2 separate regions of the Homo sapiens genome follow, and region 2 is linked to region 1. Evidence: read pairs that join two places in POLR2A ChIA-PET (ENCODE). Cell type or tissue: B cell. All regions are shown on one strand. Each heading gives the region's core, and the rest is flanking DNA. Links, peaks and the distances in the headings are about the cores only.

Region 1 (5,366 bases), core at 113-5,112:
CTCCCACCACTCCAATTCAATGTGACCCCGGTCTACCGGTACACCACACAGTGGCTTTCAGAATCATCTCCTATGCCCTCATCTATGAGGGAGAAAAAAGGCGACTTGTGGATGAATATTTATAGCAGCATTACTCACAACAGCCCAAAAGTAGGAGCCACCCAAATGTCCATCAGCTGAGAAACAGATAAATAACATGGTCTATCCACACAATGGAATCTTATTCAGCAAGAAAGAGAAATGAGGTATTGATTCAGGCTACGACATGGATGAGCCCGAAAACATGAAGCCACATGAGAGGCCAGCCACGAAAGACCACACACTTGTCTGATTCCATTCACACAAGATGCCCAGAATGGGCAAGCTAAAGACAGAAAGGAGAAGAGTGGGTGCCCAGGGCTGGGGGACTGCGGACAAATGGTGCATGACTGCCAATGGGTAATGAAAGGGTTCTTAAACTGATGTGGTGATGGTTACACAACCTTATGAATATACAAAAATCACTGAGTGAATCGTAAGGTATGTGAATTATATCTCAATAAAACTGTTATTTTTTTAAATGGGCAAAAGGCTTGAATAGACATTTCACCAAGCAAGACAAGCACACGAAATGATGTTCACCATCATCAGTCATTGGGCAAATACAAATTAAAACTATGTGGAGACATCACCACACTCCCATTAATATGGTTATGCTAAAAAAAAAAAGCCAATGCCAGGTGCTGGTGAGGATCCGAGAACCTGGACCCTCAGATGTTACCGATGGGGATGTCAAAAGGACAGCCACTTCAACCAACAGTTCAGCAGCTTCTTAAAAAGTCGATCGTAACTACCACATGACCCAGCAATCCACACCAAGGCATCTGCATAAGAGACTGAGGACATACATCCTCTCTAAGACCAGTGAATCCATGTTCACAGAAGCCTTATTCAAAGTGGCCAAAAACTGGACACAATCCAAACGTCCATAAGCACATGAATGGATAGCCACACCGTGGAATGCTACACAGCCTTCAAAAGAACGAAATGGGTGAATCTCAAAGACATTATGCTCAGCGAAAGGAGCCAGACTCACAAGACCACACACTGCGTACCTCACTTTTGAGATATGCCAGAAGAGGCACATACTGGAGACACAAACCAGACCAGTGGCTGCCAGGCCTGGGGCATGGGGATGCAGACTATCAACAGGCTCCCAGGAATTTGGGAGGTAACAGAAATGTTCTCTTTTCATTCCCATTTTTTTTAGAGACAAGGTATCACTCTGTCAGCCATGCTGTAGTGCTCTGCCACAAGCACGGCTCCCTGCAGCCTCCAACTCCTGGGCTCAGGCGATCCTCCCACCTCACCCACCTCAGCCTCCTGGGACTACAGGCACGTGCCACCACACTCGGTTAATTTTTTTTGTTTTTATAGAGACAGGGTCTCCCTATGTTACTCAGATTGGTCTTGAACTCCTGGGTCCAAGCGATCCTCCCACCTTGGCCTTCCGAAGTTCTGGGATTACAGACATGTGCCACCATGTCGGGCCTGGAAATGTTCTAAATGAGACTGGGTGACGGCTAACTCCATATATTTACTTAAAAAAATCACTCAACTGTACAATTGAAATGCATTAATTTTGTGGTATGTCAACTACATCTCAATAAAGCTGTTATTTAAAAAAAGACTGGCAGGAAAGATGAAAGATGATAGCTCCGCGTTGGGTGAGTCCAGTTTGTGGCATATTCAAGGAAAGGTGACAGGATGGCAGCTGGACATGAGATTTGAATCCAAAATAGTAAAGAGTGAAGGCCGGCTCTGATGGTCACTGATTCACACATGAGAAGGAACGTGATTACCAGAGAGGATGCAGTAGGGGAAGCGGGGGACACGGGGAGAGTGCCACGGAGCAGTGCAAGGTAAGGAGCAGCCAGGAAGGTGAGGGGAAAGCGACCTCCCCAGCACAGGCAGAAGTCCCGGGTCACAAGGACAAGCGGGTAGAGCAGATGAAGCCTGCAGGGAGACCGTGGGAGTAACGACGAGGTTGCTGGCAGAAGCAGTTTCAGGGCCCGGAAGCCTGACTGCAGCAGGAAGCCGTGGACGGGGAATGAAGACAGGAGTGCGGTGGAGAGGAAAGGACATGCTCTGCTCCTAGGAACCCCAAGAGAGCTGCTCTGTCCTGACCTGAAGGAGCAGAGATGAGGCTGAGCTAAGAGCAGTACAGCCAGGTGTGGTGGCTCATGCCTGTAACCCCGACACTTTGGGAGGCTGAGACTGGCAGATCGCATGAGCCCAGGAGTTCAAGACCAGCCTGGGCCACATGATGAAACGCTGACTCTACAAAAAATACAAAAATTAGCCAGGCATAATGGCACATGCCTACAGTCCCAGCTACTCGGGAGAGGTGGGAGGATCGCTTGAGGCTGGAAGGTCGAGGCTGCAGTAAGCCAAGATCGTGCCACTGCACTCCAGCCTGGACGACAGCGCGAGACCCCATTTTCAAAAAAAAAAAAAAAAAAAAAAAAAAAAGAGCAGTGCAACCATCTGCTCACCGGGCAGCTCCATGAAAGCTTCACCACACCCTTGATGGTGGGAGCTCGTAGGAGGTAAGGTTGCATGTGGAGGACCCACTGTGAGACTCCAGGGACAGGGTGGGGCCTGGGCTACTTCAGTGCCGTGCTGACCACCCTAACACAGCCCAGCGTGGCCAAAAGGCTCCCGCTACTCACCTTTCTGCCCTGTAGGTCCTCATTTGTTAATAATTCCGGCCGTTTCTCTATGATGTTAATTTTATCTTCCAAGTGGTTAGCCTTGAAGATCTTAGAAAGAAAACCGTAAAATTACTGTATTCATACTAAAGTATTGTGTTTGTCAGGAAAAAAAAATCTCTCAAAGTTGCATTCTCCGCTTTGAATTTTCCGGCAAATGGTTCTGGAACACCACTTTTATCTGCTTTGTGGAAAAATCCTCTCCTTGGGGGGCATCCTATAGACCACGGATGAGATCAGGAGCACAATGTGATAAAAGCAAAAGAAATTTCTCCCGCATGTGCACACCAGGACTCAGTGCGAGCCTGCAGTTCTGGTGAAGGGAGTTCCCCTTTGGAGAGGAAATCAAACCAGTTACTGGCCAGGGAGAGAAATGCCATCTCCCATCAGGCTGTGAGCACTGGCTCCCTCAGCACTGATGTCCCAGAAACACATCCTACATTTAATTCTACCGCAACAGTAGCTTATGTGAAGTGAGGAAAAAAGCCTAAACTTCTTCAGACACAAAAAAACAAAGCAGAGTGCAAATGCCTGCCTCTATTTCAGTGACAGCTCCCAAGGCCTCTGGCTGCTCTCCAGGCAGCAACCAAGACAACACAGGGGTGCAAGCGAGCCACCACTCCTTTGTTCCCCTGGGGCCAATGCCACTTCAAAGCCATCAACCCAGACCCCACAGGTCCTCTCACTATTTCAGCAACAACAATTCTCACTTACTTTTCTCAACAGTTTGTGAGAAGCTGCTGAACTCTCGACTGTAAACACCTAGAGGGAACACCACGCTATTAGTTGTAAGATATTCACTTAACAGAGAAGAAATTAAAGATTAAAATGCGACAAGACCATCCTAAGACAGAGGACACACCTGAACAACCCTCCCTGCCCTCATTCCCTCCCTGGGGCAGCCTGAACACCAGCTCTGAGGCCTGACGCCTGCCTGCACGCACAGGCAATAAACCCCCCAGCCCCTGACCCGAGCATGCTGTGCCCACAACAGTGGCCTTTGCAAAGAGCCTTGATCACAGAATTGTGCACCCGGACCACGCAATGCTCTAACTCACAAGCCCACATCAGGAGGCTGACAAGGGTGCATGTCAGTACCTGCTCCACCCCCAGGTGATGGGCCAGCACGGAGAGCAGGCTGCCATCGCTGACACACAGGCACACGCTGTCTGGCTTCAGCACCTGCGGGGAACAGGCAAGCTCAGCACAGGGCTTCCTCCAGTTTGCCAGAAGATTCCTGCTGGCAAGCTGTCAGAAATACTTCCCTTCTCACTCCACTTGCCCAGACCTCAGACCATCCCCCTGCGTCCTCATGCAGTAACCACCCCCAGCCACAAACATGCCCGCCTTGCTCACATCTCCCCACCTGTCCCCAGTGTCAGGAAAGACACCCCTCAACCCAGCCTAGAGGCCCCGCTGAAGGCCTGCACCACCTGCAGGCCACCTTCCAGTCCATGACAACAGGCTTCTTCCCTGTCTGGTTAGAGCACAGACAGCTGAGAGCCTCCAAGGCTTGAGTGTTCACAATTGACTGCCCAAAGGCAAGGATGCCTTTCTGGGTGACAGACCCCTCTGAGAGAAACTCAGGATGGCTTGGATCCTCCCCCCATCCCCCAAAATGCACACATTCACACCTATTTCTGTACACACCCCCAAGGGCCTCAAGAGACCCTCCCTCTAAGCCCCATCTGTAATCCCCAAGCCGAGTCCCCTGCTACAGGTAGCAGGGAGCAAAGGTTTTCAGGCAGGAGAGCGACATGATCAGATTTACATCTTAGAAAATTTTAGAAAGGTGACAACACATGAAAAGAGGGGGTGGCCTAATCCACCGTGACCACCCACAGCAATGACTGTGTCTGACAAGGCAAAGGTGTCCAGCAGGAGCCCAGCCAGAGGCTCTCCCAGTAGAGCAGAGAGCAAGCCCTCAGGAAGTCCAGCCCCAGGCTCTCCCGCTTTCTGCTCCAGTGCCCACCCAGGAGGCGCTCGCTGAAGCCACTCATAGACAAGAGGACACAGGAAAGAAACAGCAAATCATAAGCAAAGTGCTGGGGTTCATGGGACAAACTTCTTTCTCCCTTTTCCCCACAACAAGCCAAGGGGCTGGACACTTACGGTCCTCAGAGCCTGGACGTATCGATCAGTTCTGTCCTGGTCATTGATCTCTCCAAACCGAGGCCGGTTCCAGAGCAGGTGAGCCTGGCAGTCACACACGGGGCGCATCTGGCGGACTCTCTCATTCTTTTCAGGGCTAGGCCAGGAGATGAACAAACAGACGTGGGCTGTGAGCGCCTCCACAGGTCTCCAGAGGGCATGAATCTGGACACTGGTCTCCAGTAGGCATGAGGGCTTAGAGCACCCGCTAATTCCAGACTTTTCCTACGCATCTGCTCTAAACAGATTCCAGCAACCCATGACAGCCTCTCCTGGGTACACACGAATGGGCACTGACACACTGGTCACAAATCTTTGTTCTTATGTTATTCTGTCCAGACACAAATCAACCCACTGGCACCTCCAGAGGATCTGTAAATGGGGAATTTACATACAAGTCTCAGAGGCTCATCCTCCACCCCCACGAGGCTCGACGTACCTGGTCCTCTGCAGGCTGTACCATAC
Region 2 (5,366 bases), core at 56-5,055, 79 kb after region 1:
AGCAGTCCTCTATCTCGGCCTCATGAGTAGCTAGGACTAAAGGTGCTTGCCACCATGCCCAGCTATTTATTTATGTATTTTTTTTTTAATTTGTCTGTAGAGACAGTGTTTCACTACATTGCCCAGGCTGGTCTTGAACTCCTGGCCTCAACTGATCCTCCTACCTTGGCCTCCTGAAGTGCTGAAATTACAGGTGTGAGCCACCATGCCAGGCTTCTTTATCTTCATTCAGTAACAAAATGCATGCTGGGCGCAGTGGCTCACGCCTGTAATCCCAGCACTTTGGGAGGCTGAGGCAGGCAGATCATAAGGCCAAGAGATTGAGACCATCCTGGCCAACATGGTGAAACCCGGTCTCTAATAAAAATACAAAAAAATTTAGCTGGGCGTGGTGGCATGCACTTGTAGTCCCAGCTACTCAGGAGGCTGAGGCAGGAGAATCACCTGAACCTGGGAGGCGGAGGTTGCAGTGAGCCAAGATAGCGCCACTGCACTCCAGTCTGGTGACAGAGCAAGACTCTGTCTCAAAAAAAAAAAGAAAAGAAAAATGCAATTGTTATCAAGAGCCTGTCCTTGGCAAAAGTAGTTAAAGTTCCTACCTCTTTGCTAAACACCCAAGAGCAAAATTGTGATGTAACCCTAGCAGCTCCCAAGAGCACATGACTAAGTCCCAGGCTGGCTTGGCTACACATACAACCCCAGGGCCATCCCTTACCTTCTCTCCATATCTAAACTTCACCTTGGCAGGGCACAGTGGTGCACACCTGTGATCCCAGCACTTTGGGAGGCCAAAGCAGGTGGATCACTTGAGCCCAGGAGACCAGCCTGGGCAATGGCAAAACCCTGTCTACACCAAAAAACTACAAAAGTTAGCTGGGCATGGTGGCATGGCACACACCTGTAGTCTTAGTTACTCAGGAGGCTGAAGTGGGAGGATCACCTGAGCCCAAGAAGGTTGAGGCTGCAGTGAGCCATGATCACACCATTGCACTCCCGCCTGGGTGACAGAGACCCTGTCTCAAAAAACAAACAACAAAAAGCACAAATAAAATGGGAGCAGACATGATGACTCACGCCTATAATCCTAGTATTTTGGGAGACCAAGGCCAGAGGATTGCCTGAAGCCAGGAGTTCAGGAGTAGCCTGGGCAACATAGGGAGGTTCCGTCTCTATAAAAAAATGAAATAAGAAAAAACTAGGCCAGGCACAGTGGTCCACACCTGTAATCCACCACTTTGGGAGGCTGAGGCAAGAGGATTGCTTGAGCCCAGGAGTCCGAGACCAGCCTGGACAACACAGCAAGACCCCATCTCTACAAAAAATACAAAAATTAGCCAGGCACGGTGGCACATGCCAGCTACTTGGGAGGCCAAGGTGGGAGTATTTCTTGAGCCAAGGAGGTCAGGGCTGCGGTAAGCCATTATCATGCCACTGCATTCCAGCCTGGGCAACAGAGCAAGACTGTTTCAAAAAAAAAAAAAAAAATCCAATATAAAATGGAAAGTCCTCAACTTCCAGCTTCCACTCAGGATGGATAGCACATTCCCACTCCAGTGACAAACAACAATTTTTCTTGGAGCCATCAGAAAGCTGAAGTTACAGGGCAACCAACTAGATTGAAACTGATGGAAAGACAGCCACCTCCAGGGAGATAGAGAGATACAAGGTCTGGCTCACCTGTGGCAGTGGGAGAAAGATGAGACCACCATTTAGGTGAGTCAGAAGAATTCAAGTAAATTTTTTTAAAAATTACCAAATGTCAAGTGTGGGTTAGTAAGAGCCACAGACACTCAGGTTTTTTCCATAGACCTCAGTGGTTACTCAGAAGAAATACTGGGCAAGTAACCTGAGAAAACCGCTCTTGGTAGTGCTGGCTTATGGGAGGGAAAATACAAAGGCCAACCTATACCCTTCTCCTCTAAAGAATAAAAACCATAAACCCCTGGGAAAGGGCAGCAAACTCTGTCACTCCTGAGGCAGCTGGGGCAGGATAAAAGAAAAAAAAAACCTCTATGCCTGGAGGAGGGGTAGGAAATTCTGGGCAAGACCACCGGAGGTGTCTTTCTCCTGGGAAAAGGGCAGGAGCACCCAGAAAGATCCACTCCCAAGACCCAGGGAAACAAACAGGGCCTGCTTAAGACTGAGGCTGAACCAGACAACAGAGAAATCCCTACTCCCTACCACCAGGTTAGCAAGCACCCAGGAACAAGCAACAGTAGTCTACCACTGAGACTGTGCACTGAGGCATAGGTGCACAGAGAAATCCTAAAGCTGAGGGTGGCTGGACGCAGTGGCTTACACCTGTAATCTCAGCTACTCTGGAGGCTAAGGCTGGAGGAACTTGAGGCCAAGAGTTCGAGACTAGCCTGGGCAACATAGCAAGACCCCATCTCTACAAAAAAAAATTAAAAAGTAGCCAGGCATGATGGCACACGCCTATAGCCCCAGCTATTTACTCAGAAAGCTAAGAGGTAAGTTTGAGTTCAGGAGTTGGGAGGCTGCAGTGAACCATGATGGCACTACGGGCACTCCAGCCTTGGTGACAGAGTGAGATGACCGAGTGAGACCTTTTTTCTTTCTTTTTTTTTTTTTTGAGACAGAGTCTTGCTTTGTCACGCAGGCTGCAGTGCAGTGGTACAATCTTGGCTCACTGTAACCTCCACCTCCTGGGTTCGAGGGATTCTCCTGCCTCAGCCTCCCAAGTAGCTGGGACTACAGGTGTGCACTACCATGCCTGGCTAATAAACTGAGGGTATGGATGGAGGATAACCACTGAGAAAAAGCCTCCCTCCTGCAAACCAACCGTAAGCTGGCAAGGAAACATGAGAAGAATTTGAAGTCATTGGTGCACCTAACGTAACCATAGCAACAATAACACCCAAACACTACTGTCTCCTGACTAGGAGTTCAAACTCCCATACAAACAGTCTAGCAAAGAAGAGCTGTACCCAGTTCCCAAAATAAATACTATATACCTCAGTCTCTACTGTTCCACACACGGTATCTGGCAATCAGTAACAAGTTACAAGCAACATAAAAAAAGCAAGAAAAACAACCCACTATCAAGAGGAAAAGTAATCAATAGGACCATATTGAGAGATGACCCAGATAATGGAAACATCAAACAAGGAATTTAAAATAATTGTGTTTGATACATTTAAGGTTCTACTGAAAAAGTTGAACAGCATGCAGAAACAAATGTGGAACTTTAGCAGTGAGATGAAAACCAAAAGGGTCAAAATGGAGAAAGTGAAAAAATAGAACAGAACATCAACCTGTGGGGCAATATCAAATAGCCTAGGTAAATATTTTTTAATACGTATTTTTGCTCTTTTTTTTTTTAGACGGAGTTTCGCTCGTTGCCCACGCTGGAGTGCAATGACGCGATCTTGGCTCACTGCAACCTCCGCCTCCTGGGTTCAAGCTATTCTCCTGCCTCAGCTTTCCGAGTAGCTGGGATTACAGGCATGCGCCACCACACCCAGCTAATTTTTTGTATTTAGTAGAGACGGGGTTTCACCATATTGGTCAGGCTGGTCTCGGACTCCTGGGACCTCAGGTGATCCGCCTGCCTCGGCTTCCCAAAGTGCTGGGATTACAGGCGTGAGCCACCACACCCAGCCAACAAAAAAATTTTTAAAAATTTTAAATTCCTGCAGTCTCCTGCAGCAGGTAATAAAGGAATTTAACAGACTACCAAAATTTCCCCATGAAAATTTAACCACGAAACTGCCACAAGCAATTTTTGGAATAAATGAATTTATCACAATTCAATTACATCAGAAAACGGGATGAAAGGGGGGAAAAGCTCGATTACAAAGGAAGTTTTACAAAGTGGATTTGAAACCAAAATTTTTGTAATGACTAAAGGAAAAAATGCTATTGAGAATGTTTGGAAAAACTCAAAACCATTTTTACTGTGTACTCTCACACCACAATAATCAACACAGAAGAGTTCTGTGACCAAATGCCGGAGGGGGAGGGTTCCCCACTAACAAGCAATCATTTCTCCCCAGGGACACCAGCTGAGTGTCCTCCAGTTCAATCCCAACACTATCTACCTGGAGACAGCATCAGATCCCACAGCAGAAGGGCTCAGTTCCACAAGACTGCCCCTCCCCAACAGGATACCTGGCACAAATCCAAGCCTCCTGAACTTCTGACCGAACTGTTTCAAGTTGGGGCTCCCAAGACTCCTCTTTCAGTTCAATTAATTTGCTAGAGCGGCTCACAGAACTCAGAGAAACACTTACTTACCTTTACTTGTATATTATAAAGGCTATTACAAAGGATACAGATGAAGAGGTTTGCAGAGCCACATATGGGGGAAGGGTCACAGACTTTCCTTGTCCTCCCAGGGAGAAGTACCATCCAGGAACCTCCACATGTCCAGCTATCCGGAAGCTCCCCAAACCCCCAGCCTCTTGGGTTTTTATAGAGGCTTCATTACATAGGCATGAGTGATTAAGCCACTGGCCATTAGTGATCAACTTAACCTCACCCTCCTCCTTTCTCCCCTCCCCGGAGGTTGGGGGTAGGGCTCAAAGTCCCAACCCTCTAATCCTGACTTGGTCTTTCCAGTGACCAGCCCCCATCCTGAAGCTTTCTAGGGGCTGCCAGCCACCAGCCATCAGCATACAAAAAGACATTACTTTGATCTTTCTAAGTATTTTAGGAGTTGTATGCTAGGAAACGGGCTGAAGACCAAAAAATATTTTGCTATATCACAGAGAAATACATCAAAATCTTTTTATTCCCCCCTCTGGTTGAATCAAAATCTTAACTATGGTGAAAACACAGAGGACTTTTTCTTATAAAACTCTCTGAGTTATGGCCAGGCGCGGTGTCTCACACCTGTAATCCCAGCATTTTGGGAGGCTGAGGCGGGTGGATCGCCTGAGGTCAGGAGTTCGGGACCAGCCTGGCCAACATAGTGAAACCCTATCTCTGCTAAAAATACAAAAAATTGTCCGGGCATGGTGGTGGGCACCTGTAATCCCAGTTACTCGGGAGGTTGAGGCATGAGAATCACTTGAACCCGGGAGGTGGAGGTTACAGTGAGCCAAGATCGCACCATTGCACTCCGCCAGGGCAATGAGAGCGAAACTCCTTCTCAAAAAAAAAAAAAAAAAAAAAAAAATCCACCACAATTGGGAGGCTGAGACGGGCAGATTGCCTGAGCTCAGGAGTTCGTGACCAGCCTGGCCAACATGGTAAAGCCCCGTCTCTACTAAAAATACAATAATTAGCTGGGCATGGTGGCGGGCGCCTGTAATCCCAGCTACTTGGGAGGCTGAGGCAGGAGAATCGCTTGAATCCAGGAGGCAGAGGTTGCAGTGAGCAGAGATTGCGCCACCACACCCCAG

Evidence for each region. ChIA-PET counts read pairs that join two places held together with the same protein. Peaks named below come from ENCODE experiments on the same cell type or tissue, not always from the same donor. Only the 100,000 strongest peaks of a DNase experiment are listed, where the experiment ranks them.
Region 2: POLR2A ChIA-PET joins it to region 1 with 12 read pairs; 12 of 35 experiments call an interaction of 5 or more read pairs at or near these places.

What each region holds. Positions count from the first base shown.
Region 1 is chr16:68,345,777-68,351,142 of GRCh38, reverse strand. PRMT7 (protein arginine methyltransferase 7) reads right to left here. Exons shown (of 19, transcript NM_019023.5): 10 at 5,341-5,366; 11 at 4,863-4,998; 12 at 3,849-3,932; 13 at 3,465-3,512; 14 at 2,712-2,801. Among named protein-coding and RNA genes, the nearest start is that of PRMT7, 37 kb to the right of the region's middle. RefSeq lists an enhancer at 1,939-2,439. In B cell, for the core only: no CTCF peak of the experiment used is centred there; no DNase peak of the experiment used is centred there.
Region 2 is chr16:68,266,981-68,272,346 of GRCh38, reverse strand. The region is part of intron 2 of SLC7A6 (solute carrier family 7 member 6); the gene reads right to left. Among named protein-coding and RNA genes, the nearest start is that of SLC7A6, 5.1 kb to the right of the region's middle. In B cell, for the core only: no CTCF peak of the experiment used is centred there; a DNase peak (open chromatin) is centred at 2,876; H3K27ac peaks cover 3,178 bases.